Regions from separate parts of the Homo sapiens genome. Here all the other regions are linked to region 4. Evidence: chromatin loops called from intact Hi-C (ENCODE). Cell type or tissue: gastrocnemius medialis. All regions are shown on one strand. Links, peaks and the distances in the headings refer to the core of each region. The heading gives the core; the rest is flanking DNA. Region 1 overlaps LIFR (LIF receptor subunit alpha). Region 2 overlaps LIFR (LIF receptor subunit alpha). Region 3 overlaps LIFR-AS1 (LIFR antisense RNA 1). Region 4 overlaps OSMR-DT (OSMR divergent transcript). Region 5 overlaps EGFLAM (EGF like, fibronectin type III and laminin G domains).

Region 1 (5,000 bases), core at 1-5,000, 260 kb after region 4:
AGGCAGTAGTCATTTGTTTCTTTATATCACCTTCCAGGAAATAAGTGTGCCTTCTCCCCAGCATACACTGTTTGCTTCTATATAACTTCACAGTAATCCATAAGAGTCTTTGGCATCTTTGCTGTGAAGTGGGAGCCATGATGGTCAGTAACTAAAGTCATTATTCCTTGGGTAACAACTTGGCTCTTTGTTTTAACAAAAGAAAAGAAGGAACAGATACACATTTTAAAGAATAATCTGAGGAAAAATTCTTAAGTGTTTAAATATTTTTGAACGTAGAGAGGCAGCTTGTACCTTTGATTAAATTGAAGATGAGGGTAGTTTATGTTTCATAAAATTCGGTTGCCATTAGGCACTCAAATCCCTGCCTTCTGTAGATTATCACCAGTATCTTATATTTTAATGTTAGTATAATATGGTTACAGATTTTACAGTTTATGATGGGGTTAATAACTTTTAAGGGGATGGATGCTTTTAAAACATACTTAGCTCTTGCTTTTCTTTAAAACAAAAAAATTGGGGTCTCGTCAGCATGCTCTTGAAAAAGAATAAATTGTAAAAGTAATGCTAATGCTAGAAATTGAGCCTAATACATTATAAAGCTTGAACATTAGCCAATGTTGAGCTTCAGTATTTTCATTATGCTTATTTTTGAGGGCTTTTAGGACTAGTGTAAGCTATCATAATCTTTTAAAATATATACATACATATAATATATATATATATATATATATATATATATATATATATATATATATATATAGTTTAAATGGTCCAAACTCCTCTTAGAATTTAAGGCATTCTCTTGCCTTTTATTTGGTACTGTTGTGATACAAAACTGCTAACGTTGTCTGTATTTTTTCTGAAATAGGTGTTTATTGGGCATCTGTTAATATTCCAGACAACTTTCTAGGGACTAAATTATGGCACTGCACAGGACAGACAGACCCTGCTATAATCTCAGCGAAGGAGATGGATAAGAAGCAAAGATACAATAAGTGATGGTGACTAGATAGTGCTAAGTGCTGTGAAAGAAAGCAATCAGGGTTGCATGGCAGAATGGGACAGGATGTGGGCTGCTGTTTTACATCAAGTGGCCTGAGAAGCCTCTCTGGGGTGGAGGGGTCTGAGCTGAGAGTTGAATGAGGGGGAAGAAGCCTATGATTTTGGAGATCTGAAAGAAGAGTGGCTTAGGCAGAGGGAAGGGCAAGTGCAAAGGCCCTGGAGCAGGACTGAGCCTTGCATACCTGAGGGACAGAGGACCACCTCTGTGGCTGGAGTTGGTGAAAGGAAAGGAGAGAGCTGCAGGCAGAAGAAGAGTGGGCTGGGGTTGGTGCCCATATGTGTTGCATGTCAAGAAATGTTTACAGACGTGGGAAAGATGTGAGTGGTGGAGTTCCTCTATAGGCTGGAAGCTCCAGGGGGCTAGCAACACATCTGCTTGTTACCCATTGCATTTGCAGCACCAGGAACCACCTTCATCACATAGTGGGCTATGAATAGTTATTGAGTAAATGAATAATTAGAGAATTTACGAAATAATCTTACCTGCTTTTGGTCAAAATACTTAGATTCGGGAGTCTTTTAGTTTTCCAGCTTGGCTCTGGCCTTTGACATCAGCCAATCGGTTATACTGTTATCACTTTTCTTTCAAATTATCACTTTTGTCAAACTGTTGCTTTAAGTCAATTACACTTGACTGCTCTTCCATGAAATTCAAGTGTAAAACCTTAAAAACAAACCTTTTCAGTAAATTATAGTGATTTATGAGAGATTTTCAGAAAGGTGAGCATTTTTATCTTTTATTTCCGTGGAATAGCCATTTGTATAAGTGTAAGAGTTCAAAGATGCCTTTTGTGTGTGGGTGTGTGTATTGAATGTTTTAATTCTTTGGGCCAGATGACAGACTAATGAGTAGATAAAATATATGTAGGTACTTTTATTCTCACAGGAGGAATGTGTGCCTGCCCTATAGGGAATATCAATAATTTGTGGCATTTCCTTTTCCCAACTTCTAATCTGTCATTCTAAATATTAATTGAAAACTTGGGAAATGAGTTTTATGCCAAGCAATTGTTATAGATGTCTAATAAGAATCTACATCTTTCTCCTGTGACTTTTGGACTCCTGTTCCATATTAGAAGTGTTGTGATCTTCCAGAATGATGGTTTTTAACTTTTTTATTTCCTATCTTAATCAATTAATAACTTAGCATAATAAGCAGTTTCTACTTAAGACAATTTTATTTCCAACTGTTTCTCTTAAGTTCTGTGCAAATTATATGTAAAGGAGGGTTCTTTAGGTCCTCAGTCTTCAGTAAAGAAGCCTGTGTCCTTTTGTCCTGATATAGTAAAAGCTCTTCAGTAAAAGAGTAGAAACACCTACCAGTTGGGGTAAATTTAGAGGCTTAGATGCCCGAGTTAAAGTACTTTTACCAATTCCTTTACCTTTCCTTTTGTGAAATATGGGAATTGCAAATTTGTCTTACGTTGTCTAAAATGACAACACATGCATTCTTATAGGATGTTGCTGCTGGTACTGCTCAGGTGAGCAAAGATATGTGTTTGGGAGATACTATTCTATGCTTTCATGTTGGAAGTTGAGGAAAAACTTCTGGTAGGTGGATTTTTTCTATACTTTTGCACAGAGGTGAAAATCTTGGCTTCCAATCATTCTTCTGGTTTGTAAGGCAGATACAGAGAAAGAATTGGAATCATTGTTTATATGCTATATTACTAAGCGGCAGTATCCTTAGAGGCCACAAGGCGGTGATATCACTACCTAAAGTGTATGTGTGGTGCTCTTCCAGAGAATGCCTTGGAATACTGAGGCCTCTTGCAATACCTTCTTTTAACTTCTCCCCAAAGTGGGCTTCTCCAAAGACACCTTGAATCCGAGGACTGTTGAATTGTGGAACATCTGGTGGAAAATAGCAAGAGGTGACAGAAATGCTAATGGGGCAGTGAGATGTAGACTTCAGGCAGAATTGTTGTACCTGTCGAGTTGGAGGTAAGGTGAGTGGGAGAGAGATGAGAATCGCCACCAGGACTTTAGGCTGCAGCCCCTGAGGACACCCGAGTGCCACAGTAAGCACTAAGGCGCCTGCTGCATGGGGACAGGATGCCAACTGTTTCCATGCAACGGGCCTGGAGACCCATAGCCCTGCCATGCTTCATGCCTTAGTGTTTATAATGCAGTACAAAGGTGAAGGAGGCAAGACCATTGCAAAAACATCTCCATAGAAACAGTTAAAGTTAGGAGCATACATTTTCTTCTTGCTGGAACTTCATCATGACTACATTTATTCCTTGAAGTTGCCTGGATCACCACAATTTTACTGTAAATGTAAAATTGTTCTTTTGGGAGAGTCTGATTTTGTGGAAAAACTATTTAGAGCTTAAAATGCATAGCTCTTATGAATAATAGAAAATTAAGCACTTAAACAAAAATCAAGTAAAGTAGATAACTTGATTGAAAGCTGGAAGGCCCTTCAGATCCATCTGGTCAGCTTCTTAAGATAAAGAAACTTAGACCCAGAGGTGGTGTTATAATTTGCCGAAGAATCCAGGAGTCCTGATTGGCAGTGTAACCATGATCTTCGGACTCTTTAAGTGCAGGGTTCTCAACTCCTCTCTAGAACCAACAGCTCCTCAAGGGCAGGAACTTTTGCGAGATTTACCACCGTGTCCCTAGCATTAGAACAGTGCCTAGTCTATAGTAGACGTTCACATATTTGTTGAATAAGTGATTATCTAAAGGAATTTTAAGAACTTCAGATTGCCATGTTAGCTATAAGACAGTACTTATACAATCTGAAAGAATATACAGTTTTATGAGTTTCTTGTTAGAAAAATAGAGCATGTTGCTATTAAAACCCAAACTCTTAAGCCAGACAGGCAAACGAAGGTGCAGTGTTTTACATCTTAGCTTGGTACCTTTCAAAGTCTGTTATCACTGGATTTTCTAAAGCCATTCTGTTAAGTTCAGCCTACTGGTATCTGGTATCATTAAGTTTTATATTTTGTATTTGAAAACAGATGCTTTAAAATCTAGCATTTATTGTTTGAATTTTTCCCTGTTTTTTTTTCAGTTGTGCTTTATCAATAGCTCAGCTATTTTAAAAATTTATGGCCATATGGGGATATGATTGTTTAAAACCAAATCTAATCAACTGGAGGATTTTGGAAATTGTCACTTTCAAATGCTGTTGGTGGGTGTTTCAATTGTTATAACTTTACAGGAGGGCAATTTTGTATTACTCATCAGAAGCCTCAAAAATGTGCCCCGTCCCTTAGTCAGGCATGTTCACCGCTAGCAATGTAAACAAAGGAGAAACGATAAAGTATGTGTACAGTGACCAGTCTTTAGCAGTGGTTATAGTGCATTTGTGCACCATACTCCTGTCGATACCTTTCTCCTCGCAGTGATTCTTAAGAAGCCTACTTACTGGGATGTACCAAAATCTGGAGGGAGGTCCTCTGAAATTTGGAAAAAACTCACTTCCAGATTCTAGTGACCACCACAAAAAAAATACATTTAAAAAAACCCTCCTCTAATTTGCAAAAATAATTTTTGTAAGTTTTTTTTTGTGTGTGGAAACGGAGTCTCGCTGTGTTGCCCTGGCTGGCGTGCAGTGGCGCAGTCTCAGCTCACTGCAAGCTCCGCCTCCTGGGTTCACACCATTCTCCTGCCTCAGCCTCCCAAGTAGCTGGGATTATGGGCACCCGCTACCACGCCCGGCTAATTTTTTGTATTTTTAGTAGAGATGCGTTTCACCGTGTTAGCCAGGATGGTCTCGATCTCCTGACCTCGTGATCCGCCTGCCTCGGCCTCCCAAAGTGCTGGGATTACAGGCGTTAGCCACTGTAACCAGCCTGTAAGTTTGTTTATAATAGTTATAAACTAGAAACACCTTAAATGCTCAATAATAGGGGGACTCATTAAATGAATTGTGGTGCATACATGTGATAGAATACCCTTTCTTTAACAGTGATGTAGGG
Region 2 (5,000 bases), core at 1-5,000, 310 kb after region 4:
AGTGTGTGGCCAAGAAAGGAGGGAGTGAGAGGATGTGAGGCAGAGGGGAACCCAGGGAATCAGTACAGCTGGCCTGCAGGTAGATTTTCACCCATTCGAGGGGGCCGTGTGTTTTGCAAAAGTTGTTGAGAGCTTAGATTTTCCATTGCTTCATTTTCTAAGTGGAAGCCACTGAACTGCTTCACGTTTTATTGAGAATTCCAAACATCCTAGAAAAAAAATGCCAAGCACCATATACATATAGTATGTGTCTTCAGATATTAACTTTAAAATCTCCTTTTTAGGTCCTTCAAAGGGGCCTGATACTTGGAGAGAGTGGAGTTCTGATGGAAAAAATTTAATAATCTATTGGAAGGTAAATATCTAATTTTTCTGTGAACATTTACATTACTTTGCTAAACTGCTTAACTTACGCATGGTACTTGGGTTATCAAGGAGCTGAAACTTCCCAGACTGGCTTTTGTTGCAATATTGGTGAGAATCTAACCTGGTTCCTAAACCCCCCAAATTCCTCGTCACTCCTAACTCCCCACAGTCATTTGAGGATCTCCTGTGTCAGATCTGAGCCTTCTCGAGTTTGATCTTATAAGGCCTGTAAAGGACCTGAAGATTTCATGAATTCCATCTCCCTCACTTCAGTCAAAATCTGTAGGTTAGAATCCTAAGTGTTTGTTATATTTTTTTCTATTAATAGGAAAGTAAATTTTTATATACTTCATGTGTAATTTATTTCCCTTCAATAAATTGCATTATAACATGCCAGTTATAAAGTTTTGTATGATTTTGTAAAGTATTTAGATGAAATATGAATTGCATATTTTACTAATTTTTCTCTGCTGGAACATTTTTTGTTGCCATATTTTTAAGTATTTTATGAATATCAAAAACATGAACAATTGTTTTCTATATTAGATTTTACACAAGCAGTCATAATAGGATTCCTTTAAATAGTGAATTTTGTTATGGAAAGTAAAACATAATTTTATTTAAAAAAACTTTTGACGTCGATACAGCTTTGAGTAAAGTGAAGTGTACATGCAGGTTCAATGTGAGTTCCATTGCTTTGAGATTGTATTTGACTGTTACATCCACTCTTGATTAGAAAATCCCCCAGCTACTCTCAGTTGCCTGTCAGATTTCATGATAATATAGCAACGATTATACAATTTACTTCAATATACGAAAGTTTGAAATATTGTTCAAACTAGACGAAAACTTAAGACTAAAAACATTGAAATGATTTAGATTCTAGCTTCATTATCTATGCTGATGGTGCCGCCATTTGCCAAGTCAGAGTGTGTTCGGGTAGAAATTATGTAGTTTTGGTCATAGTGAGTTTTCAAAAGGTATGCCACTGGGATATCATGAGTAGAGTTCAGTAGGCGGTTTGATATATGTAAGGCTCTGGAGCTCAGGGGAGAGGTTGGCACTGAAAACAGCTTTGAGTAGCATATAAATGGGATCACTTGGAGATGCAAGGTGAAAAGTGGGCCAGGGATGGAGCCCAGGTGACAGCAGCATGCATAGAACCAGCAGAGGAGGAGGAACCAGCAGAGGAGATGGGGAAGGTTTAGAGGGGCAGGAACAACGAAGAAAATAGAATTAGAGAAGCTGGGGGAGGAGGACATTTCAAACAGTGTGTGGTCTGGAGTATCCCAAGAAGCCCATAAGTCTTAGGACTAAAGCCTGCCCCTTAGAGCAGGCCATTTGGAGCATCACAGAGACCTCTGCTGGAGCAGAGTGTTTCGCAGTGTTAGATCATCCTCAGTCTTGACCAGAGAGCCCCATACATTGGTGTATAAATTAAGGCAGTTGTTATGAAAAGCAGTTCAGTATAAATGAAGAGGTTTGAATGTTCATTTGTTTTTATACAGTAAGTTCACTTTTAGAAATTCATATTAAAAATTTCTATGAAAAAGAAAAAAAGTGGCACAAAAAAGTTCACCAAAATATTTGTTTTAGTATTGTGAAAAATTAGAAACAACTTAAATTTCATTTATTTAAGGGATATTCAAGTACACTGGTAAAAATGCTACATAAGACATAAAACCATGAAAATGTATATAACTGTATTATGGACAAGCGTATATTAGCATATATTATGGAAAAGTAAAAAGTAAAATGGTGTAATATGATTAAAACAATGTTAGTAAAAAAATCTATACCTAGAAAAACAACTTGAAAGAAATATCAAAATGAAAGAATACTTAAGAGGTGGGAATATGGGAGATTTTTACTTGTTTCAACTTCTATATATTTTCCAAATTTTCTGTAGTGGGCATGTAATACTTTAAAATGAGAAAACAAATGTTTAGAAAAAAACCCATGATGCTATTTTTTAAAATGTTTTGTTTGTTGCTAAGTAGAGCAGTGCTTCTGGATAGTTTTAAAAGTTTTGCTCCTGAAAAATGTGGAGATAAATATTGTTTTTTATTCACTTAATTTTTAAATTTTTGTGTACTCTTACTGCTTATAGCAAGTATAGTTTTTCTTCAGTGTCTCTTTCCTGATTTACCCTGCTCCCAGTGGATTTTAAATCTGTGTTTTACACTGTTGAGAGATTCATTTTTGCTGTTGTTGTTGTTGAGACAGAGTCTCGCTCTTTGAACCAGTCTGGAGTGCAGTGGCACAAACTCAGCTCACTGTGACCTCCACCTGCCAGGTTCAAGTGATTCTCCCGCCTCAGCCTCCTGAGGTGCCACCATGCCTGGCTAATTTTTGTATTTTTAGTAGAGACAGGGTTTCATGTTTGTCATGTTTGGCAGGCTGGTCTCGAACTGCTGACCTCATGATCCGCCTGCCTCGGCCTCCCAAAGTGCTGGGATTATAGGCGCACTTGGCCAGCTTCATCTTTTCTGATACTACCTTGTAACTGGTTGTTTTTTGTTTTTGAGATGGAGTCTCGCTCTGTTGCTCAGACTGGAGTACAGTGGCATGATCTTGGCTCACTGCAACCTTCACCTCCTGGCTTCAAGTGATTGTCCTGCCTCAGCCTCCCAAGTAGCTGGGATTACAGGCGCTCACCACCACACCTGGTTAATTTTAGTATTTTTGGGAGAGACTGGGTTTCACCATGTTGGCCAGGCTGGTCTCGAACTCCTGACTTCAAGTGATCCACCTGCCTCGGCCTAAGTGCTGGAATTATAAGCGTGAGTCACCACGCCTGGCCAACCTTGTTATTGTTAATATAGTGTCCAGTTTAAACCCAATTACCTTGCCTAGTCACAGTCACGTTTTGCAGGGTTTTATAACAATTTGTCTGTTTTTCATAGCCTTTACCCATTAATGAAGCTAATGGAAAAATACTTTCCTACAATGTATCGTGTTCATCAGATGAGGAAACACAGTCCCTTTCTGAAATCCCTGATCCTCAGCACAAAGCAGAGATACGACTTGATAAGAATGACTACATCATCAGCGTAGTGGCTAAAAATTCTGTGGGCTCATCACCACCTTCCAAAATAGCGAGTATGGAAATTCCAAATGGTGAGTGCTTGAGATGATTTAGTATATAAGAACGGGAAACTAAAGTGAGAAATGTCTGATGTTACTTGCTCTTTTGTCATGTCAGCCTTCTTCTCGTATACCTTGTTGCTGCTGACCTAGAAGGCAGAATGAGCAGATTGATGTCTACAGTTCATTGAGAAAGAAGTCATTAGTATTGACTTGAAGCATGTGCACTGATGGATACAATCATTACTGTACTCAGTAACTATAGTGGATAATATTGGAGAGTTACAGTGGTGGATAGTACTTTTAGGAAGAAATATTTTAAGAGTTTATTCAAATGATATTCAGACGCTTCTCCAAGACACTTCCCCAAGACTAGGAAAGTTTATTTTAGGTCAGCTAGGCTGTTTTGCAAATTGTTGGGCAGGAAAAAAAAAAAACGCTTATTTTAATTAGCACCTTTTTTGATAAGAAATTCCTTATTAATAGAAATTCTTTATTGATTAAAAAAAGTCTTCTTAAGGTATAAATTAGATCTTCAATATAGGCCTTAGAAAAACAACTGTGGTGTAGTTTTTAAAATTTAGTGCCTTTCTTTAAATTTTACAGATGTCCAGTGATTAATACATTCTTCCCAGCTTCTGCCTTGACAACTTTGAGAGTTATGAGCTTTAAACGGCCACTTCCACCTCTTCTTCCACAGACCTCTGTGCTCCAGTCATTTTCTGCCTACCCACCTTTGCTCTCTTGCCCCGATATGGGAGCACCTTTCTGTAACCACAGCTCCTAGAGGAAGAAAAATTGGTCCAGTTAGGGTCCTCTAAGTAGCTTTCCAACTCCAGTTTGAGGCTGTTTCTTATTGTTACTTGACTGCATCTTTGTTCTCTTTGAGTCAGTCATAGGAGAATTAGGAGGAAGGAAGGGGGAAAACAAAGTGCATTTCAGAGATACAAACCCCAGGCAGCAGTGCTGCTGGAGATGCACAGGGGTTGTGGCAGGTGCTGGGAGGAGGGGCTTAATAATGGCTTCTTCATTTTGGCCTGGCAAAAATAACAAAATAAAAAATGAAGGAGACAGAGATGTGAACATCCATAAGAAGATAACATACTGATTTAGATTATATGTTTCATTGCACTCACAATGCTAGGCAATAGCTATGTTGTCTTTTAATTCAGGAAACATAATCCTACCTTTTCTGTGTATCCCTTAGAAAATGGTAATTTACAGAACTAGCAATTCTGTCATCAGCTTCCAGACACTTTCTGAAACCCCAGAACAAATCCTCATTCCTTGAGGATTTCCCGAGTGGAGGGAGGCTCTGCAGCCTCAACTCAGGTTTACACTGTGGCTTTTTAATCACGTTGAGCAAAAAAAGCTGTTATGTCCGAAGTGTTCTCTATTCTCAGCCAAATTGTTGTCTTGCGTTTAGTAGTAGTTGCTTTATGAATGTACATTTTGTTCAAAAAACTTGTCTGTGTTTATTTTTACTGAACCCTTAAATATAAATCAGTTATAGCTATTAGTTACTTTCTCCTGTTACAGTGGGTAAT
Region 3 (6,504 bases), core at 807-5,806, 140 kb after region 4:
TGTAATAATGGCTGCTGGATACTGAGCACCTATCTGAACCAGAGACTTTGTGGGGACCTACAAAGGTCACCCTTTTAATTTACCCATCAGATCTGGAAGGTGAGGGCATTATTTACCAGTAAAGAAACTAAGGCTTAACAAGTTAAGCAACTATCCTAAGGAAGACACCTTCTCTTTGACTGGATCCTAATGAATGGGCTAATTCATTTCTGAAGAAGTGGAACAGAGGTTTCAGAACAGAGACAGAGATCAGCTGGAAGGGTTTCTCAACACACATTTTGTTTCTTTTCCTTACTTTGCTTTATCTTTCTTAGCCCTCAGGTGGGCAGAATTGAGTCAACTCTTCTTTTCATGACTCATTATCGACACTCGTCTATGTAAAGCCCCTCATATTATTTTCACATTTTTCCTCTTCATCTCCTGTATCACAACCCTCCTGCTATGTGCATTCACTATAGTGTATTTACTCTATGTCTTTGCAATCCACTTTCCCCGTGTTTATTTAGACAAATATGCCCTTGAAAAATAATGTTATTTAGTGTCAGTGGTTTTCATTTACATAAATGCTATGAAGCTTCTAATCTCATCCTTTTTTTCTTTTTGCACTCAACAGTGTATTTTGAGATCCCATCCGTGTTGCTCTGTGTAAATAAATCTTGTTCATTATGTGTGATGAACTCATAGTATTCCATACGTCATATCACATATTTTCCTTATCAATTTCCCTCATCAACAGACATGTAGATTGCCTTCAGATCGTTGTTACCACAAACAGTCTGGGATGTGCATCTTCTAATATGTCTTTGTACCCGCTGATATTCAATTTATTTGAATTGTATGCCCAGGAATTGGATTGTTGGCTCACAGTGTGTATGCAGTCATAATTTCACCAAGTTTTGCCAGGTTGCTTTCTAGAAAAGCTGCACCTCTTTAAGCTTCCCCTAGTCATGTATGAGGTTTACAACTCCCTGTATCCTCACTAGCACTTGTTATGGTCTGACTTTCTAATTTTTACCAATCTCTACATTTTAAATGGTGTATCATTTTTTATTTCATTTGTATTTATCTGGTTGCCAGTGAAGTAGAACATTCTTCATATAATTTTTAGCCATGTGGTTTTCTTCCTTTGATTGGCCTAGCCATACCTTTGCCCGTTTTTTTATTCTTGCTGTTTCCTAACTTTGCTGGTTTGCAGAATTATGACTTTCTAATTTGCCTGATTACCTCATAGGGTGAATTTTTCTCCCCAAATTCCTGCTTTGAACTTCACTTTCAATATTGACTTAACTGCATTAACAAACGTTTCTTATATTTTAACTATATACTTTATATAGATATAAATTTTAAAACAATTATTTTTCTGCTGTAGTTGGCAATAGCTTCTTTTAGTCTGCCATTTCTGTTTTATTGATAAAAATTTCCTTCATTTGTAATATATCCTAATATCTAATATATCTTCTTTTTTGGTTTTGCTTTAACTCTTTGAAAATATTTCTTTTTTCCACATAAATTTCAGAATCAGTTTTCCATGTTAAAAATCCTTCTGGGATTTTAATTGTAATTACATTGAATTTAGAGATTAAGAAAAATTAATTACAAGGTTAAAGCAAGCTGTTAATATGGTATTTAGAGTTCCGTTTATTTAGGTTTTCTGGTATGTGCTTTCATAATTTTAAATTTTTTCTCTGTAAACATCCTGTGTTTTCTTTGGTTAATCTCTACATACTTTATAGTTTTTGTTGCTACTGTGAATGATATCTTGTATTGTATTTTATATTAAATTATTGTTTTTTATGGGAACACAGAGTTTTGTATATTGTTTTAAAATCTAACAAATTTGCTGAACTCCCTTATTAATTTTAATATTTTACTGATATTCTCAGGTTTCCCATGCATCTGATCTCCATCTGGTATTGTAGCTATAAATAATAACAATTTGGTTTTCTTCTCTCCTCTTTTTAATGCATTGATCAGGGCTTTCTGTATTTTGTTGGTGTGGCAATGACACCAAGCTATACATGTCTTATTCCTAACTATAAAGGAAATTGCATCTAAAATCTTAAAATTAAATTTGATGATTGTGTTAGATCATTTCTACCACTTAGGATTTTCACTTTCATGGTAAGTGAAAATGATCAATGAACAATTTTTTCTTCTTGTACTGGATTTGGTATCAAGACCATACAAGCCTCACAAAATGAGGTATACTTTCTCCTTTTTATTTTTAATTAGTGCAACAATTTGTGTAAGACAGGGAGAAGCATTATAAAAACAGCCATTCTCTCTCTTTCCCCCACATGAATAAATGGCAACCAGCTATCAGGCAAAAAAAAATTGACTCCTCTTTTCCCCATTCATATTCTATTTCTGAGCAAAGCCCACTGTCTCTGCCTTCACAATACTTCTCAAATCCAGCCAAGTACATCTCTCTACCACTACTTCCACCCTCATCTAAGCCACCATCATATCTGAATGATTCCATGACTTCATACCTAGATTTCCTGTTTTTGGTTTTAGCTCCTCATAGTTTATTCTCAATAGTAAAGCACAAATAGTACATACTAATGTAGTCCCAATTTAAAGCACGAATCAGGTGACGTGACTCATGTTGCCTCCTATTCATTTCCTTGGTGAGGGAGAGATTCCGGCTTTAGGGTTATGGGCATGGCTAATGGTATACACATGGCATCCAACACTGGACAGATGAGGTTGACACAATTGATTAGTCATTTCTACTCACAGTCTAGGAGAGGAGAACACTGCATGCCACGCCTGGCCACACAGGGGTTGCACTTGAGAACAGAGTAGACCATCAGGTGCTGTAGAAGGCAGGCTCTGCAGTAGCAAGAGGGTGTAGTGCCCCCTGGTTCCCACAGGAGGATGTGATTTGTTGGCTGAATAATTCCATAAGCTAGCAAGGAACTGAAACCCACTTCTCAGAGAGAAGCGGTAACCGCACCTGGTCCATTTGATAAGAGTGTTGTATGCATGGGGAGGACATTTGGGAGGGTAATTTGTAATTAGGCCATCTGAGGCCCTACTTTTCCCAAATGTTGAGGCAGCACATAATACTGGGGCTTAATTTCAAACCTTACACCACAGATTCCCTGGTCAAAACTTTCCAGTGGCAACTACAAGGTTCTTCATGGTCTAAAAACTGGTTACCTCTCTGGCCTGATTTTCTATCCTTCCTATGCCCCAAATACTCCACTCTCCAGTCACAGCAACCTGCTTGTTCTCACTCAAACACATCAAACAGGTTTTCAACTCAGGCCTTAAGCTCTTGCTTTTTCCTCTACCTTGAGCCCTCTTCCCCCAAATATCTCCATGGTGTATTTTCTCACTTTCTGCAGATCTCTCCTCACTCCCTCAAAAGATAATAAGTGATATTATTTTGCATCCTTACAAACTTTATTTTAATGGGATATTGCTGTACGTTGCTTTTCTTTTTTATTATTATGTTTTTTAAAGTCATCTAGATTGCTACCTTGAGCTGTGTTTAATTAATTTTGTCTACCATGTGTATTCCATTGTATCACTACAAGAACATTTATTCATTTCATCCCCTATGGATGAACATTTACATTGTTTTCAAGTTTCTTCCATTAAAACAATGCTTCAATGAATAGCCTCCCAGGCCTCTTTGTGAATACATAAGAGATTTTTCTCTAGGGTATATAAAAATATGTGGAATTGCTGATCAAAGAGTTCCAGAGACTTGCTGGGAGTTGACCTCCGTGGTGGTGCTGAGAGTCCTATGTGGTCTTCCTCCCGCTGAATAAAACAGAAAATACTGGAAGATCTGAGAGACCCTGACACCTAAAAGAGATAGGGTCATAAGTAAGTGCAAACAGTTGTCTCCATGATTCACAGGAGGAACTTCTACTCTCTGTGAGAGGAGTCCCTCCTTCTGGTACTATAGCCAAAGGCCACCCTTAGTGAAGCACTATGGGAATGAACTCTGGCAAGATGCTGCCACTGGCATGAAGCAGCTGCTATAACAGAATGTGAAGCTGGGAGGTCTTAACTCTTAGATATACTGTATTTTCTCCCTCAGGCTTGCATGAGTCACTGTTTACCTACAGAGAAGAAAGAGCACTGGTCTTTGTCAATAGCCCTCACTGAGTTGAGAGATAACAGTTTCCCCATGGGAATCCTTGGTATGGATTAGATGCCTAGAAACTATGGAAAGAAACTCAAAACAGCTTCAGAGCTCCTGAATTAGAGCCCAGCTTTCAGATTCCTGTGAAGAGTGTGGCCAGGAAAAGACGGCTGTGGGGACGTGTGCATCTATTTACTCTTTCCCTTCTCTTATCTTTATTTTGTATCTTCTCTCCCTTTCTTCCTCCTCTTCTCTCTTTCTTTCTCACTTTCTTGGTCCCCCTTGTGGGGGATTTCACCACCAATTGGATTTCATGACTCCACTTTGCCTCTCTAGTGTTCATGTTTTGAAACCAAAGGAAGTCGGTGGAAGAAATGTTTAATATTTTCCAAAACCATTAAAATTCAGAAGAAATTCACGCACACTGAGCTAACCCCTCCCTAGCTCTTGGCCTCTGGCTCGTCTGTGAGAGCCATGTTCTTGGTATAGATCTCTTTCGTGCATTGTAGGAGTCAGTTCCCCTCCAGGATGTTATCATAGAGAACTCTGGGTCCCAAGAACCTCACAGAGACCCAGGAAGATGGCTATCATGGCCTGGTTTTGATCTCAGAAAAAAGACTGGCTAAACATTTCTCCATATACAGCACCACAATACATGTACATCGATTTCCTTCAGAAACAGGAGCCTGATGCCACATGGAGTAAGAGAGAAAATGTTACATTGAAAGTGAGGAGACTTGAGTTCTGGTTCTACCTCTGCCACTATCTAGTTGGTGACTGGGCCAATTACATAGCCCTCTAGGCTTTAATTACCTCATTAAAACATGAGGGCTTTGGTGTAAAAGACCTATTCCAAGCCGGGTGTTGTGGCTCACACCTGTAATCCCAGCCCTTTGGGAGGCTGAGGCAAGCAGATCATGAGGTCAAGAGATTGAGATCATCCTGGCCAACATGGTGAAACCCTGTCTCTACTAAAGATACAAAAAAAATTAGCTGGGCATGGTGGCGTGTGCCTGTAGTCCCAGCTACTCGGTAGGCTGAAGTAGGAGAATCGCTTGAACCCGGGAGGCGGAGGTTGCAGTGAGCCAAGATCGCACCATTGCACACCAGCCTGGTGAAAGAGCGAGACTCTGTCTCCCAAAAAAAAAAAAAAGACCCATTCCCTCAAAACATATTAAGCATCTACTTTCAGCAAGTACTACCCTTCATAGTCAATTTTAGTTCTAAAATGTCTTGATGTTGGAAGGTATTACAAACTGTTTTTCTGTGTCTGAGGTCACTTGAATTATAATCATTTGAGGTCTTTAAGTGAATTTACAGATGCCATGTTACTAAGAGATTGCATGATTTCTCTCCCCTAAACTCATTCCAGGGCTGACTGGAGGATCTCTGCTATTTTCTCATCTTTGCAATTACCACATAGTTGTGGGATGGAACATGTTGTCAGCCTTCTTGGTTGATGTAGCTGCCTGTTCCCTGGCTGTCTTCCCAGGCATGTACCTGTTGGGGACACAACGTCATTGGAGTGAGGGAGTCTTACCATAACCCCTCTATTTCCCAGCCCTCTGCCAGTGACTCATGAGGATCATGTCCCAGGCCCACCATACTGCACCTAGGAGGATAAAATCTACTTCTAAGCTTAACAGTGAGCGGCATTGTTTCAATTAAATATTTCCCACTAAATAAGGACTACAGTCTCCTCCAGCGGTTTCCCAAAGGGCATTTTCCATGAAATTGGAAGGGAACATTCTTTTAAAGAGGCTGGCAAAGGCATTCATCTCATATTAACCATCGTAAGAACAACTTGCTTGTTGAATGTGGCTGCAATATTTATCTTGCCAAAGAGCCAAGTTTCTCATGTTATTTCCCTATCCAAAAACTGCCATCAACCCCCATTGCCTATAGAATTCAAGATGTTTACGTGCCTCTTTTTTCTTTTTTAAGGAAAACCCTCTATTGTCTGGTCCCATCTTACTTCTTCATTATTATTATTTCCCATTGTTCCTGTCTGTATATTTTTTCATCTATTCTCAAATAAACATACCTCTGTCTCTGGGGGAGGGGAGAGGACAAAACTTACCTACTACTGTTGATTACCTACTACTGTTAAGCACTATCATAAATATTTTCACATTTGTTATTTTATAGCTAAAATATTAAGATCCAGAGAGGTTATATACATTGCCCAACTTATCAGTGGGTAAGTTGGAGCTGTTCTCAAGGTCTGTTTGACTTCAAGATCTTAATCGTTCTGCTTTAACACACTGCCTGTAGTCTAGGGATCCTATACTCCAGTCTGCTAACTGCAGGGTTGTTCTGGAAGTCACTCCTGGAAGATGCCCTAGCACTTGCCCCCCCAGCCCTTCCCATTACCTTTGTAAGCAACCCTGCATTAAATTTAT
Region 4 (6,504 bases), core at 809-5,808:
ATATTAATTTTTGATAAGTTTTGTAATTTTGCTTTTCAAATTTAAGTCTTTAGTACACCAGAAATTGGCTTTTTGTGTGATATAAGAGGTCCAATTTTATTTTTTTAACACATGAGTAATATGTTTTCCCCATAACCACATATTGAAATAATTAATATTTCCTCCAAGTGTCTGCAATGCCAGCTCTAGGAAAAAAAAATTTCTATGCATGTGTGTTATGTTTCTGGATTCTATATTCTGTTGCCCTGGTCCATCTATATGATTTATCCCAATACCACACTATCTTAATTGCTATAGCCCTAGAACAATTGTAATATCTGGAGGACAAGATCTCCTGTAGGGTTCTTCTTTTTGAGTGTCATGTCTTTTCTTGGTCCTTGGCTCTTTCATATTCATTTTGGGATTAGTTGCCAGGGTTCCTGAGAAGCTCATGGAAATTTCTATTAGGATTATATTAAATACATAAAGTCATGTGCCTCCAAGTGTATGTGCTTATATACCTGATAACATTTTGCAGCCAAGTAGATCATATGTAGAACATTATAATTCATCAGATCATTGTGGCATATCAGAGGCAGGGGGTTGGTTTGGCATGGAGTTGCATGAAGTTGGTGCTTCTTTCCCAGCTCCAGTACATCAAAATTTAACAACAATATGGAAAGAGAGTTTATGCTCAAATTGCCATGAACAGAGTTTTCACCTACAAAGGGTTGTTCCAAAATCAGAAGATGTCAGGAATTGCTATTACTATTACATGAGTACAGTGAATTGCTGTTGCAATTCCAGTGAAGTTTGTATTTCTGGTGTGCTTTGTACAAAACATTGCAATCAGACCTGAAAGCAAATGCTATAGAATACAGCAGTCAAAAAAGTCTTTGGTCTTTAGTATGGCTATCCATGTCTTCTTATCCATAAAGAATTTGTAATAATTTTTCAGAACAAAGACTCTTGATCCAATTCAGATGAGAATGTGTGATTATACAAATATGGGTGCAGGATGAACATAAAAAATAGGAAGAATGTAGACTACTCTGCTCTCAGATCAAATTAATATTCCTTTTTTTGCAGTTTAATTAGGCATAAATAAAAAGCCACGTGAAGCCTGGAGATACTGGACATAGCAGATTTGTCAAGCCATTTTTCCCACCACCAGTGCCTGAGCACGACCTCATTTGTCTTGGTCAATGAAGCTCAAGGAAGCATTGCACTTTGGCTTCCGCTTTAAGTTTTGTATGTTGATATGTATCCCATGTCTTCTAACAATAAAGTGCTATTTCACTGACATTAATCACTGTCAAAGGCTTTCTGGTAAATTCTTTAGGCACTCGCCTTGCGGGAAAAGGCATCGGTTTGCCATACCCTAAGAAATGGGCTGTTCATAATGTTGTGTTGTAACTTGATTCTTGTGAGGCATTGGTTGAATAGAATAATAGACCAGAGTCAATGACGATACACAGTGGCTAGCCCTTCAAAGATGGCTCCAAAAATTAATTCTTGTTTTTATTTGCCTACAGTGTCAGTTCAATTGACTAATAATATGACTCTTGGTCATATTAATATGATTAAGAAAAGGTACCACTTTTCAAATAGTCTAGGTGTTTAGTCTAGGTGTTTAATCTAAAATTACATAAGAGTTTCTTGCTGTTTGGGGGTATAGGGTAGCCAGGCAGGATCCTTGCACTTAAGAAACTTAAAATGTAATACATGAAAAAGCAAGTGAACAAAAAAAACCTTGATTATCAATTGGTCAACTGCATTAATTGAGCATCCATTTGAGATAGAGCAGTGGTCTTCAAACTTTTTTGAATGCTTTTCTCCTAAAAGAATTTTTTTTATTATTATTATACTTTAAGCTCTAGGGTACATGTGCACCACATGCAGGTTTGTTACATGTGTATACATGTGCCATGTTGGTGTGCTGCACCTCCTAAAAGAATTTTTAAAAGCTGGACACCTGCTCCTATTTCTGCTGCCAATGTGAAGGTATCAAAAAGAAATTGCCATTGGGGGCTGCTACGCAGGCACAATACGCTATGCTAATTAACGAAGACCGCTTCAGGTAGGATCAAAAAACATGGCTGGTTTATTAGGATGCGAGAAAACTCGGGTTTGTTCCTTTAAATTCTAGAATGATTAAATACTAGTTAACATTTAAATTAAGTGCCTGCATGTGCCAGGTCTTATTGTAAGCACCTTATATGGTTTATGTCATTTAAACGTCACAAAAACCCTATGAATTAGCCTCATTTTATAGAGAACTAAGGTTACTGAAGTTGAAGTAATAGGGAAGCGAGCTCGACCCCAGGCATTTGGCTCCAGAGCCCATATTGACAACCACTGTATTCTCCTAACCCTTTAAAGGCAAAGACTGTCTCTTCTCAGTGCGGTTATCAAAACACTTTTTGCCTGGAACCTAGAGGCATTCTTGAGTCTCTGTTTCCACAAAGATTTGTATGTTTCAGATGGGAAGGGCTGCTCCCATCTGGACGTGGTCTCCAAGGATGTTTTGGGTGTGCTGCATTTTCTTTTCTTTTCTTTTTTTTTTAGACGGAGTCTCACTCTGTTGCCCAGGCTGCAGTGCAGTGGCACGATCTCGGTTCACTGCAATCTCCGCCTCCCGGGTTCAAGCGATTCTCCTGCCTCAGCCTCCTGAGTAGCTGGGATTACAGGCGCCCGCCACCATGCCCGGCTAATTTTTATATGTTTTTCGTAGAGATGGGGTTTCACCATGTTGGCCAGGTTGGTCTCGAACTCCTGACCTCAGGTGATCCGCCCGCCTCGGCCTCCTAAAGTGCTGGGATTACAGGCGTGAGGCACAGTGCCCGGCCGGGTGTGCTGCATTTTCAGCACGTACACCAAGTGTCTCCTCATGGGGCTAATGTGTGGGAGCTGGGAAGCCACAGTTCACTTTCCAGAACCCAAAAGGGGCAAAGTGACATCATAAAATTGTCAGAATGTCCCTTGACACAACCGTACTTGTTTGTCTGCAGCACGGTGTCGAGCCCCTCTTCCCTTCTGGACATGAAGACATTGCCCAGAAGTAACTCTTTAACTTAAGATATCTTTAACGTAAGATAGAATCAAGTTCTTTTTGAAGCAAAAACTGCATAGTCACAGCTGTTACTAGAAAAAAAAAAAAACAACAAGTTCAGAGAATCAAGCACTTGTCCTCGTAGGTTTTGATTACTATTGCCTTTGGGTCAGATTCTCTCATTAGAGTCAAATAAATGTTTTCCATCATGACCAAAAAATGTTTTATACAAATTCCATTTCCCAGAACTCTGTGAATGAAATGGAAACCCCCTTTTCTGGTTGTGGAAAAAAACCAATCCAAAACAAACCCCACAACCTCCCAGCTCCATCTTTCTTAAGTACCCCCTGGTTTTGCTAGGTGGCGCCATAGGCTAATGCATGGGTCTTCCTCGGCTTCCCGGGCGGCCGCCTTCTGTGAGGCAGGAACAAAGGCCTCTGCGGTTCCCTTGGAGTTTAAGATCAGACCAGCCCACAGGAGATGAGATCCATTTGCCAAGACTCGCCTCTGTCGTGTTAGGAGCTGCCCCCTCCCCTCTCCTGATTGATCACAGCTGGTAGTGAGGGGATTCTTGGCCATGTGCTTTAGCCGTTCTTGAGGGAAATTCTGGGGGATCTTAAACTTGATCCTAAATATTGCGTTTCTCTCTATCTAAGTCTCCTAAAAATTGTTCATGTATTTGGGGAGGAAGGCTCACGCTCATACTGAAGAGTGAAAGGAAGGGGACAATAATTCAAAGGCTTGCACCAACTCCCTCCCAATCCCCTGCACAAGGTTAATGTGTGGGGAAATCCCTGTCCTTCCTGAGAGCCCTGATGTTTCCCAGTCTGGCAGGGGCCAGGACAACCTTTCTCCATCCTGCAGGTCACAGAGCCAGCTTGTTGTGGAGGAACAGGAGGCCCTGTTGTAGGAGGGGTGGCACAGGTCCCACAAGCCCTATGGGGTTTGGAGGACACCCAGGCGCCTACTGACTTAGCAAGAGACTCCCCTTTCCCACCCTGCTAGAGGCCTGAAGCTCCAAATTACTGACTTCTTTGCCTTAAAGCATTAGAGACTCCCCGAACACAAATATGACAGAAAAGCTTTACTTGGAAATGTTGGAGGATGAATTGCAAAATGGCACTGCTCGGAGAGATCCCCAGGGAGGAGCTGGTCGTGGACCGGGCGGGGCGGCGAGGGCTGCAGGGAGCAAGAGCAGAACACTGGAGTGGAGGCGACTTCACTGCCTTCGCGCCTCCGGTAGGAACCACGGCTTCCTTCTGCCTGCAGTGTCTGCAGCCTGGGAGTCCCCCAGATCCGTGTGATGGCCAAGGCCGCATGCCCCGGAGAATCTGGATTTCGAATACTGTCCTGATAGCTGCCTAAACACCCACATAGTAGTCCTCCCATGGGTCCTGGTTGGGGTTCAAACACATTCCTACCCTACCCAGCCTTCCCTGAAATCCGCGTCATGCTGAGGGCAGCCCTGACAGTGGCCGCGGGTCCTTGTTGAGGACGCAAGAGGAGGAGGAGCCTCAGCCAGGTGAAAGATCGTCCATATATTCCAAGAAGGAAGCTTCATAAACATGCAAACCTGCACAGCACAGGACACACTAGTAGGAATGCTCTTAACATTGCAAGTCAGAGGACAGATTCCAGAAAATAGAAGGGAGAAAATACATAAGTAATATATAAAAGTCAAAACGGGAAGGAGAAGAGCTTTTAAAAATTGACAAAAAACATATTCATATATAGAGATTATATATTAATGTATATATGAATATATATGACATATATATAGTCACAAGAAGAAAAACACAAAAACTCCAAAATTAGAGCGAGAAGAATCTGGGAATAAAAACATACATATCTATGGATTTTTCATGACTATATTTTGAGTTCACTTCTGATACTCATCCAAAAGATATTTATTTGAGCAATTGTAGGAATGTGTATGATGCCATGTCCATCTCAGTATCTCTGTTTCAACCTTGAGGAATCTATCAGCCCTTCCTGCATTTATCTCTGTCACAGGAACAATGCTTCTTTTGGCAGTAAACATCAGTATACTTAAGTGCCATGAGTCATATTTTCAATTTTTAATTAAATCATGGTCTAGCTAAGGTTTGATTTATTTTGGCCTGAATTAATTTAGACCCTGGTCCACATAAATTTACATAGTTTATTTAATCCAGCTCATGACTGCATAGATTGTAAAATCCCTTAGATAGCTACAGTGTAGATTGTGAAAATCACCCTCTTATCAAGCAAAGAGTGGTAGAATATAATCTCTGGGGGTTGTGGTAACTTCATTCTTAAAACTAGCATCACGAAAGAAATGTGTTGTATTCCTAAATAAAGGCTTTTATGAGATCATCTAAAGATATTGCATCCCATATGTTTTCACTCTAAAAGTTTGAATGATACGGTAAAGCCTCATTAAGTGGTGCCGATGCATGCTTTTTCTTTCTTTCCCAGAATGGTTATAGAAGGTCATAAATCTATATAGTAAGCACCCTGCAAAAAGCTCATCTGCCGCACTCAAATATAGTAAACACTGTTTAAACAGCAGAAGTGTGAGTCATACCGGTATCATTTTCCTAGAATTCTGATAAAAAAGCATCATGGCTAATTAATGTTCCCAAGAAAGGGTCACAGCTTACAGGAAATGAATCGGAAGGTGACAGGAAGAAAGGGTGGGGAGCTCAGAACGCTCTGGCTCAGGATTGTTGGCAAGATCCTTGTTCCTGCAGCCAGGAATTGACAGCAATCATGAGGAAGAGAAGAAATCACGCTGCACATTGAAACTCAGAATTTTTTTTTTGACACGGAGTCTCACACTATCGCCCAAGCTGGAGTGCAGTGGCACGATCTCCACTCACTACAACCTCCGCCTCCTGGGTTCAAGCGATTCTCCTGCATCAGCCTCCCGAGTAGCTGGGATTACAGGCTCCCGCCACCATGCCCGGCTAATTTTTGTATTTTTATTAGAAATGGGGTTTCACCATGTTGGCCAGGCTGGTCTTGAACTCCTGACCTCGTTATCCACCCGCCTTGGCCTCCCAAAGTGCTGGGATTACAGGTGTGAGCCACCACGCCCGGCTGAAACTCAGATTTAACCAGACTGGAAATGCAGGGACAGAGAGACAGAGAGAAGATGGAGAGGAGGGAAGGATGATAGGAGATGATGACCAGAGGGTTGGGGGGTAAAGATTGGGGTTCAGGGGAAAATAGCTGACAGAACAGCATTGAAACCCCCCTCTGCTACTGATTTGGTCTGGGCCCTGCAGTTAAGTTGTTTTTGTGGGTTTGGGGTTTCATGGCACTTCTGAATGTTAAATATGATTGGATGAGCACAGCTGGCAATTCAGCATTCATGACTCAGCTGAACTTGTGACCTATAGCAGGACATCTCGTAACCCTCAGAGGAGAAAGTGAGTCAGATGCATTTTCTGCAAAAACGAAATTTGCCTTGTGGGAAGAAAGAATGCTCC
Region 5 (6,504 bases), core at 853-5,852, 430 kb after region 4:
TCCTTCTTAAAAAATAAAAATAAAAAAAATAAGTATTTGTGGGCTGGGCGCAGTGGCTCACGCCTGTAATCTCAGCACTTTGTGAGGTCAAAGCGGGTGGGTCACATGAGGTCAGGAGTTCGAGACTAGTCTGACCAACATGGTGAAACTCTGTTTCTACTAAAAATACAAAATTAGCCAGGCGTGGTGGTGTGCACCTGTAATCCCAGCTACTTGGGAGAGGCAGGAGACATTGCTTGAACTCGGGAGGTGGAGGTTGCAGTGAGCCAAGATGGCGCCATTGCACTCCAGCCTGGGCAACAACAACAACAACAAAGTATTTGTGAAATGAATGGCTGATCCTTTTGGTAACTTGCATACCTAATACACCCTTACTTTATTCAGTATCCTTACATATAGTCATGCATCACATAGTGACATTCTGGTCAATGATGGAACCCATGTACAATGGTAGGCCCGTAAGATTATAATACCATAGTTTGACTGTACCTTTTCCATGTGTAATTGTACAAACACTTACCACTGCTTACATTTGCTTGTGGTATTCAGTACTATAACATTCTGTTCAGGTTTGTAGCCCAGGAGCAATAAGCTATACCATAGATCCTAGGCGTGCTGTAGGCTATACCGTCTAGGTTTGTCTAAGTACAACTCTAGGATGTTCGCACAACAAGGAAATCACCTAATGGTGCATTTCTCAGAATGTATCCCTGTTGTTAAGCAACGCATTACTGTATTTAGTTCAGTATTACAGATTTTAAGCCCATTAGTGAATTATAAAAATAATTCAATGGGACATGACCACACTTTAAAAATTGGAACTGAAGGGTATGAGAAAATACAAAGTCCTGCATTTAGCAATGGTGAGTACTGTGAGTGTCTGTGACACATTTGCACATATGCACATGTACTTCTATACAATTGACCCTCCACATCAGTATCAGTGGGTTCTGCAGCTGCAGATTCAACTAACCCACATCCAAAATATTTGGAAAAAAATATGGATGGTTATGTCTATACTAAACATGTACAGGCTTTATTTTATTGTCATTATTCCCTAAACAATACAGTATATAAATGATTTACATAGCATTTGCATTGTATTAGGTATTATAAGTAATCTAGAGATAAATATTTAAAGGATACAGGAGAGTGTACACAGGTTATATGAAAATACTACTCTATTTTATATAAGAGACTTGAGCATCTTTGGATGTTGGTGTTTGTTGGCGGTGGCGGGGGCGGGGGGGGGGGGTGGGTGGGAAACAGTCCTTGAATCAATTCTCCATGAATACAGAGAAATGACTGTTTATGTTTGTGTGTACTAGGTTGCAATGTAAATTGCATACACTTATTATAAGTGGTAGTCCAAAAAAGTTTGATAAATAGTTGTTTTTTTAAATGTCAGTTAATTTCCCAGCTGATTGCCACTTTACTTTGAACAGGGGTTAGGTTTTTAACTTTGATTTTGTTCTATAGCAGGGTTCCTCAACTTCAGTACTATTGACATTTAGAGCTAGATAATTCTCCATTGTAGGGGGCTGTTCTGTGCATTGCAAGGTATTCATATTTAGCAACATCTCTAGTCTCTACTGACTAAATGCCAGTAGCACTTTCCCCCCAGTTGTGACAGCCAAAAATGTCTCCAGGCATTGCCAAATATTCTTTGGGGACCAAAATCACCCCCAGTTGAAATCTACCACTCTATTGTGCCCCCAAATACTTTTGAGCATTTGGGGGCACAATAGAGTAGTAACAGACATGAAGCAAAGAGCCTGTGGGAGCCAAGTGCAGTAGAATGAGCCTGGGATACAGATCCCCAAACTTTCTTAACCTCTGTTGGGTTTACAGCCAGGTCCCTATGGGCCACTCTGTCACTGCACAGACTGCCTTCAGTCTAACCGCAGGATTTTCCCACATGTGGCTGGGACATGCAGCAGGACACAGCAGGTGTTCCCGGTCAGAAAGTGTTCCTGAGACACTAAGAAAGGCAAAGGCATCCCAGTACTTCTGGCTTATATAAGGAAATAGCTCAGGGAACTGATGTAGAAACTCCCCACTTGGGAGCATGGGAGCAACACTCACACTGCTCTCAAGAGGAACCAACAGAATATGGGTGAGAATGGAGCGGTGTAACCACGCATGTAAGTGGGGTCTCTGCAACAGAGAAGAGGACAGGAAGCGCAAGGATCACTGGCTAGAGAGTCCCAGATGACTGTAAGACCTTCAGAGAGTCACATAATCTGGTGGTGTCAGTTCCTTATCCGAAAATTGTGGAAGTCTGGCTAGGTTCTTCAATGACTCGCCAGTTTCAAAATTCTATGATTTCCATTTGGCACTCTACCTCTTTTTTCTTTTCATGTCTGTTCTCCTTAAAGCAATATAAAATTGCCTCCTTATTCCTTCTCCTTCCTCTCCAGTGAGCTCCACCACTGCAGCCACAGCAATCCTGCTTAAAATATAAGTCAGGCCATGTCATTTTGCTGCTCAAAATTTCAATATCTTGGCCTTTAACTTTGAATAAGATTCAAAGTCTTCATCAGGACCTATAAGATTTGACACGCTCTGACCCCTGGCAAACTTTCTGACCTCACTTCCTATCATTTTTCTCACTCACCACATTCCCACCACGTGGGCCTCTTTCTGTGAGCTTCCAGTGTCCTGTGGGCTGTCACCCCAGGACCTCTGCATTTGTCACTCCCTCCACGTGGAGGGATTCTGCTCAAATCTCTCTTTGAGAGAAGCCTTCCCTGATAGCCTATCCCAAGCAGCAGCTCCCACCATCCTCTACACCCTCTTAGCCCTTCACTTTTCCTCTTGACACTTATCATTACTGATGATATTATTTATGTAATATAATGTGATACAGACTTATTTCACAGACTCTCCCACAGATATACCTCATGAGGGCGGAGACACTATTGATCTTGTTTACTGCTAAAACCCCAGCATCCAGAAATTACCTGGGCATAAACAGACATCAAATACACATTTTGGAAACTGTGTGAATAAGTGCTTAAACAAGCAAAATAATCAATGTAGAGTCAGAAATTAGGTTCTTTACTTTCTTGAACATCACCCAAACAGTTTTCAGGGGTAATGTTAAAAAAAAAAAAAAAGGCCTGACAAATTTGTTTGTAGCCTTTCTCATCACCCACTCCTCTAATTTTCATTGTTGTAATTCTTTCTGAATTTGCCAGCTTTTTATTTCATTTTATTTTGGAAAGAAATGTATGTACCAGTTGTTTGCATCATTTTGACACAGCATTGTAAATAAAATGTTATAAACGCCAAAGAACGCTGAAGAAATATCTGTTTTTGTTTGTGGACGTTTGGTTGCACCAGAAAAAAATCTAAAATTAGTTGCCTTCTCCCATGTTGGTTGGGACTTTGAACCATAGAAGGTGCCCTCTATCTGACGCAATCTAATGGAGCTGCTCTCAAGGTCAACCACTTCAGGTGACTCCAGACTGAGTCGCAAGGGCTCGTCCGGCTCTGTAAGTGTGGGAACTACTGCCATCTGCTGGATGACTGTTGATACTTCCTCCTGAGCAGCTGTGGCTGGCATGCCCCTGCACTCCCTAAGGATCCTGTGATCAACATCAGTGATGGGAGATACATTCCACTGGGCCAAAATGGAGACACAATCACATTTTAAAATATGGTAGATGCTGGGATTAGAGTTCAAAAGCAGCACTAATCTATGTTCTAAGACAGGCCTCTTGGCTCCTCATATCAGTGGGAATAAGAAGCTGGTACCACCAAAAATTTCCAATTGGGGCTCAGATTTAGAGATAGATCCTTACAGCAGCTGACTTATTTTTCCTTTTGAAAAAACATTTTTATCTCAAAAGGTATATATGAATATTATGTGTTAATAAGAGATTAGTGCAACATAGGCTATTGGTTAAATTTGTGAAATAGCAGATAAGAGACTTGGGTTCAGAATACCATCCACTTGCTGATCAGCTGTGCATGTCAGTCTATCCAACTAGAAACTAATGGAGAAATAATGGTGCTGGCCCACTCTGCTTCAAAAAGATACCAGAAGGGAAGATGAACTTGGACAACCAAAAGACAAGTAAGGTTACCATCAAGAGGCCCAGCTTTGTTTACACCAGTGAAGCAATCCAAATGTCCATCAATGAGGAATTAGTTCAATAAATGTGGCACACCTTTATAATGGAATACATTGTTATTAAATTTTGTGATGTATACCTACATTCATTTGCATTTATATATGTATAAAGTATTTTGTTGTACAGAAAAAGTGTATGTACTATGATTTCATCATTGGATTAAAAAAAATTCTGGAAGATATTATCTGCCAAAATATTAATAGTGGCTATACCTAGATGCTGAGTTTAGAGATAATTTTCATTTTGACCTTTTAATATTTTTTATGTTGCCTGAATTTTTTTCACTAACAATAAGCATTATAGAGCACAATATTCTTTTCTATTTGGCGATAACACAAATACTATTTCTGTTTTGCAATTACTGCAATGGTTTCTCTAACGTCATCTCCTTCGACTTTTCTGCCCCAGAACTCCCTTCTCCAGCTACACTGACCTTCTTGTTCTTCTCTGAACACGCTTGAGGAATCGAATCTTTAGACAAAAGGAATCTCACTAATTTTAGGAATCAAGTGGCAGATCCTGGACCAAAACCCAGTTTGGCGATTACCTTTTCAGACTTGATTCCTAAATTCCTCTGTCCTTCTCCACCCTGCCCTGTGCCCTGGGAAGCTGACCTGCCTGGCTTCCACTTGTGTGCTGCCCATTAGGAAGCACCAACAAGAAAGAAGAGAGAGGAAAAAGAGTCAGAGTGTTCCCCTAAATTTTACCCTATGAGGTTATCATGGGACACATGTCTGAAGGTCATAGCTCTTGCTGGATGGCCCTCCCTTTCCATCTGGATACTGGTCCCAATTAGCACATGACTAAGCTGTTGCAAACAGTCCCCTCATTAAACTTGTTTCAAATCATCCAAGTACTTATGCCTCTATTTCGTGCCAGGAGCCTGATGACTACTGAGATCCCTAGAAAAGTCATCTTTTCTCCTGCAGTTGCTTCTCATTTATATTTGTACATAAGTGTTTCGTATTCGGTTGCATTATCAGATGAGATCCATCAAACTCAGCCAGCATGCACCGCGTCCCTCCTATGTGTCTGTGTTAAGCTGATTTCACAGACCTCCTCTCTTTGTGCTGAACAACAACTGTGGCCCTACTCCCATCAAAGAACTGAAACGATTCAAGAATTTAGATGCTAAGAAATGATCCCAATGAAGAACTATATAAAAGCAAGAAATGCTCCAAAGGAAAGAACAGAAAAGATTAGCCATGACATTATGATGAATGTGAAGGAAAGAGAACAAAATGGATAATTAAGTAAATAAAAGGAAACAAAGTGAAAATGGGTAAGATAATTGTGTGTGGATATGTATGTGGATATCACCTCAATATATTAATGTTTAAAAATCCATTGAGTGGAATAAACAGTATATAGTTGCACATTCTGAGGCCATGAAATATCAGCCGACCGACTGAGCAGATGCTCCAGTTGAAATCAGAGCATCGTGAGTTCCTTTCCTTTGAAAATTTATATTTCCTTATCATTTGCTTTAGTCTCTCTTCTCTACCTAGCCAGAGGGGGTAAAATATTGGTGTCCTGATTATTAGTAAATGTATGATAATGTAAGATGCACAAAGGCCTCAGAAGAGCAATTAATAGGTATTTAAACAGCAAAGTGAATCATTCCCTGTAGAGCCAATAAAGTTGTGCAAATGAATGTTGCTCAGATTTACATGCATGGAGTCATCAGCAAATCAATAGAGCGATTGCCATGGAGGACACCCTGAATGTAAAATTACATCTGAAGTTATATTCACGCTCAAATGCAAACTGAAAATGCAGGTTTGTCTAGGCTATGAGTAAAACAAATTATTTATCGCTCCTACTGTTCCCTTTTTCATCTCACGTTCTAAAGATTTACAAATCCATGAAGCTCACTGACTCATTGGCCTTTCCCATGCTCCTGGAATAATGCCTAGCAAAGGAACCTCTTCCTCAGTTTGCTTTTTGTCTTTCTCCAATGTCACCAGCACAAACCTGTTCCAAAGCAGTTGGATTGCAGGCTCTCCAGGTCTCTTCTTTAAGAACATGTATGTGAAAATTAAATCACAGACAGCTCTATCAAGGGAACAAGTTCATTAGTATGTGCTAATTGATTCCTTAAAAGCTTGACAAAATTGCTATCTAAAAGGGGATTTACCAAATTTCCTGACAAATTTCTTGAAAATTTAAGGAAAAATGCCCAAACAGTATAGTACAGAGGTCAGCAAACTGTGGCCCGTGGGCCAAATCCAGCCTGCTGTAACAATGGTTTTTACATTTTTAGGGGCTGGGGAAAAAGTTTAAGAATAATAATTTCTTGTGACACATAAAACTTAAATTCAAATCTCAGTGTGCATAAATAGTTTTATTGGAATACAGCCATGTA

What was found. Peaks named below come from ENCODE experiments on the same cell type or tissue, not always from the same donor. Only the 100,000 strongest peaks of a DNase experiment are listed, where the experiment ranks them.
Region 1: a loop joins it to region 4, with 4 times the contacts of the local background. A loop is called at or near these places in 50 of 110 quality-filtered maps.
Region 2: it touches region 4 in a loop (4-fold over the local background); 6 of 110 quality-filtered maps call a loop at or near these places.
Region 3: a loop joins it to region 4, with 2.9 times the contacts of the local background. A loop is called at or near these places in 48 of 110 quality-filtered maps.
Region 5: a loop joins it to region 4, with 15 times the contacts of the local background. A loop is called at or near these places in 27 of 110 quality-filtered maps.

Annotation. Positions count from the first base shown.
Region 1 is chr5:38,549,386-38,554,385 of GRCh38, reverse strand. The region is part of intron 1 of LIFR (LIF receptor subunit alpha); the gene reads left to right. Among named protein-coding and RNA genes, the nearest start is that of LIFR, 4.8 kb to the left of the region's middle. In gastrocnemius medialis, for the core only: a CTCF peak has its summit at 2,757; no DNase peak of the experiment used is centred there; H3K4me3 peaks cover 1,723 bases; H3K27ac peaks cover 4,242 bases.
Region 2 is chr5:38,494,868-38,499,867 of GRCh38, reverse strand. It overlaps LIFR (LIF receptor subunit alpha), which reads left to right. Exons shown (of 20, transcript NM_001127671.2): 12 at 285-355; 13 at 3,273-3,486. Among named protein-coding and RNA genes, the nearest start is that of EGFLAM-AS5, 29 kb to the right of the region's middle. In gastrocnemius medialis, for the core only: no CTCF peak of the experiment used is centred there; no DNase peak of the experiment used is centred there.
Region 3 is chr5:38,670,124-38,676,627 of GRCh38, reverse strand. It overlaps LIFR-AS1 (LIFR antisense RNA 1), which reads right to left. Exons shown (of 9, transcript NR_103554.1): 9 at 5,412-5,602. Among named protein-coding and RNA genes, the nearest start is that of LINC01265, 47 kb to the left of the region's middle. In gastrocnemius medialis, for the core only: a CTCF peak has its summit at 2,883; a DNase peak (open chromatin) is centred at 5,607; H3K27ac peaks cover 512 bases.
Region 4 is chr5:38,806,889-38,813,392 of GRCh38, reverse strand. The region is part of intron 1 of OSMR-DT (OSMR divergent transcript); the gene reads left to right. Among named protein-coding and RNA genes, the nearest start is that of OSMR-DT, 36 kb to the left of the region's middle. RefSeq lists an enhancer at 2,318-2,818. In gastrocnemius medialis, for the core only: a CTCF peak has its summit at 3,380; a DNase peak (open chromatin) is centred at 3,432; H3K27ac peaks cover 1,408 bases.
Region 5 is chr5:38,380,030-38,386,533 of GRCh38, reverse strand. The region is part of intron 6 of EGFLAM (EGF like, fibronectin type III and laminin G domains); the gene reads right to left. Among named protein-coding and RNA genes, the nearest start is that of EGFLAM-AS2, 20 kb to the left of the region's middle. RefSeq lists an enhancer at 3,353-3,647. In gastrocnemius medialis, for the core only: a CTCF peak has its summit at 3,536 (motif pointing left); no DNase peak of the experiment used is centred there.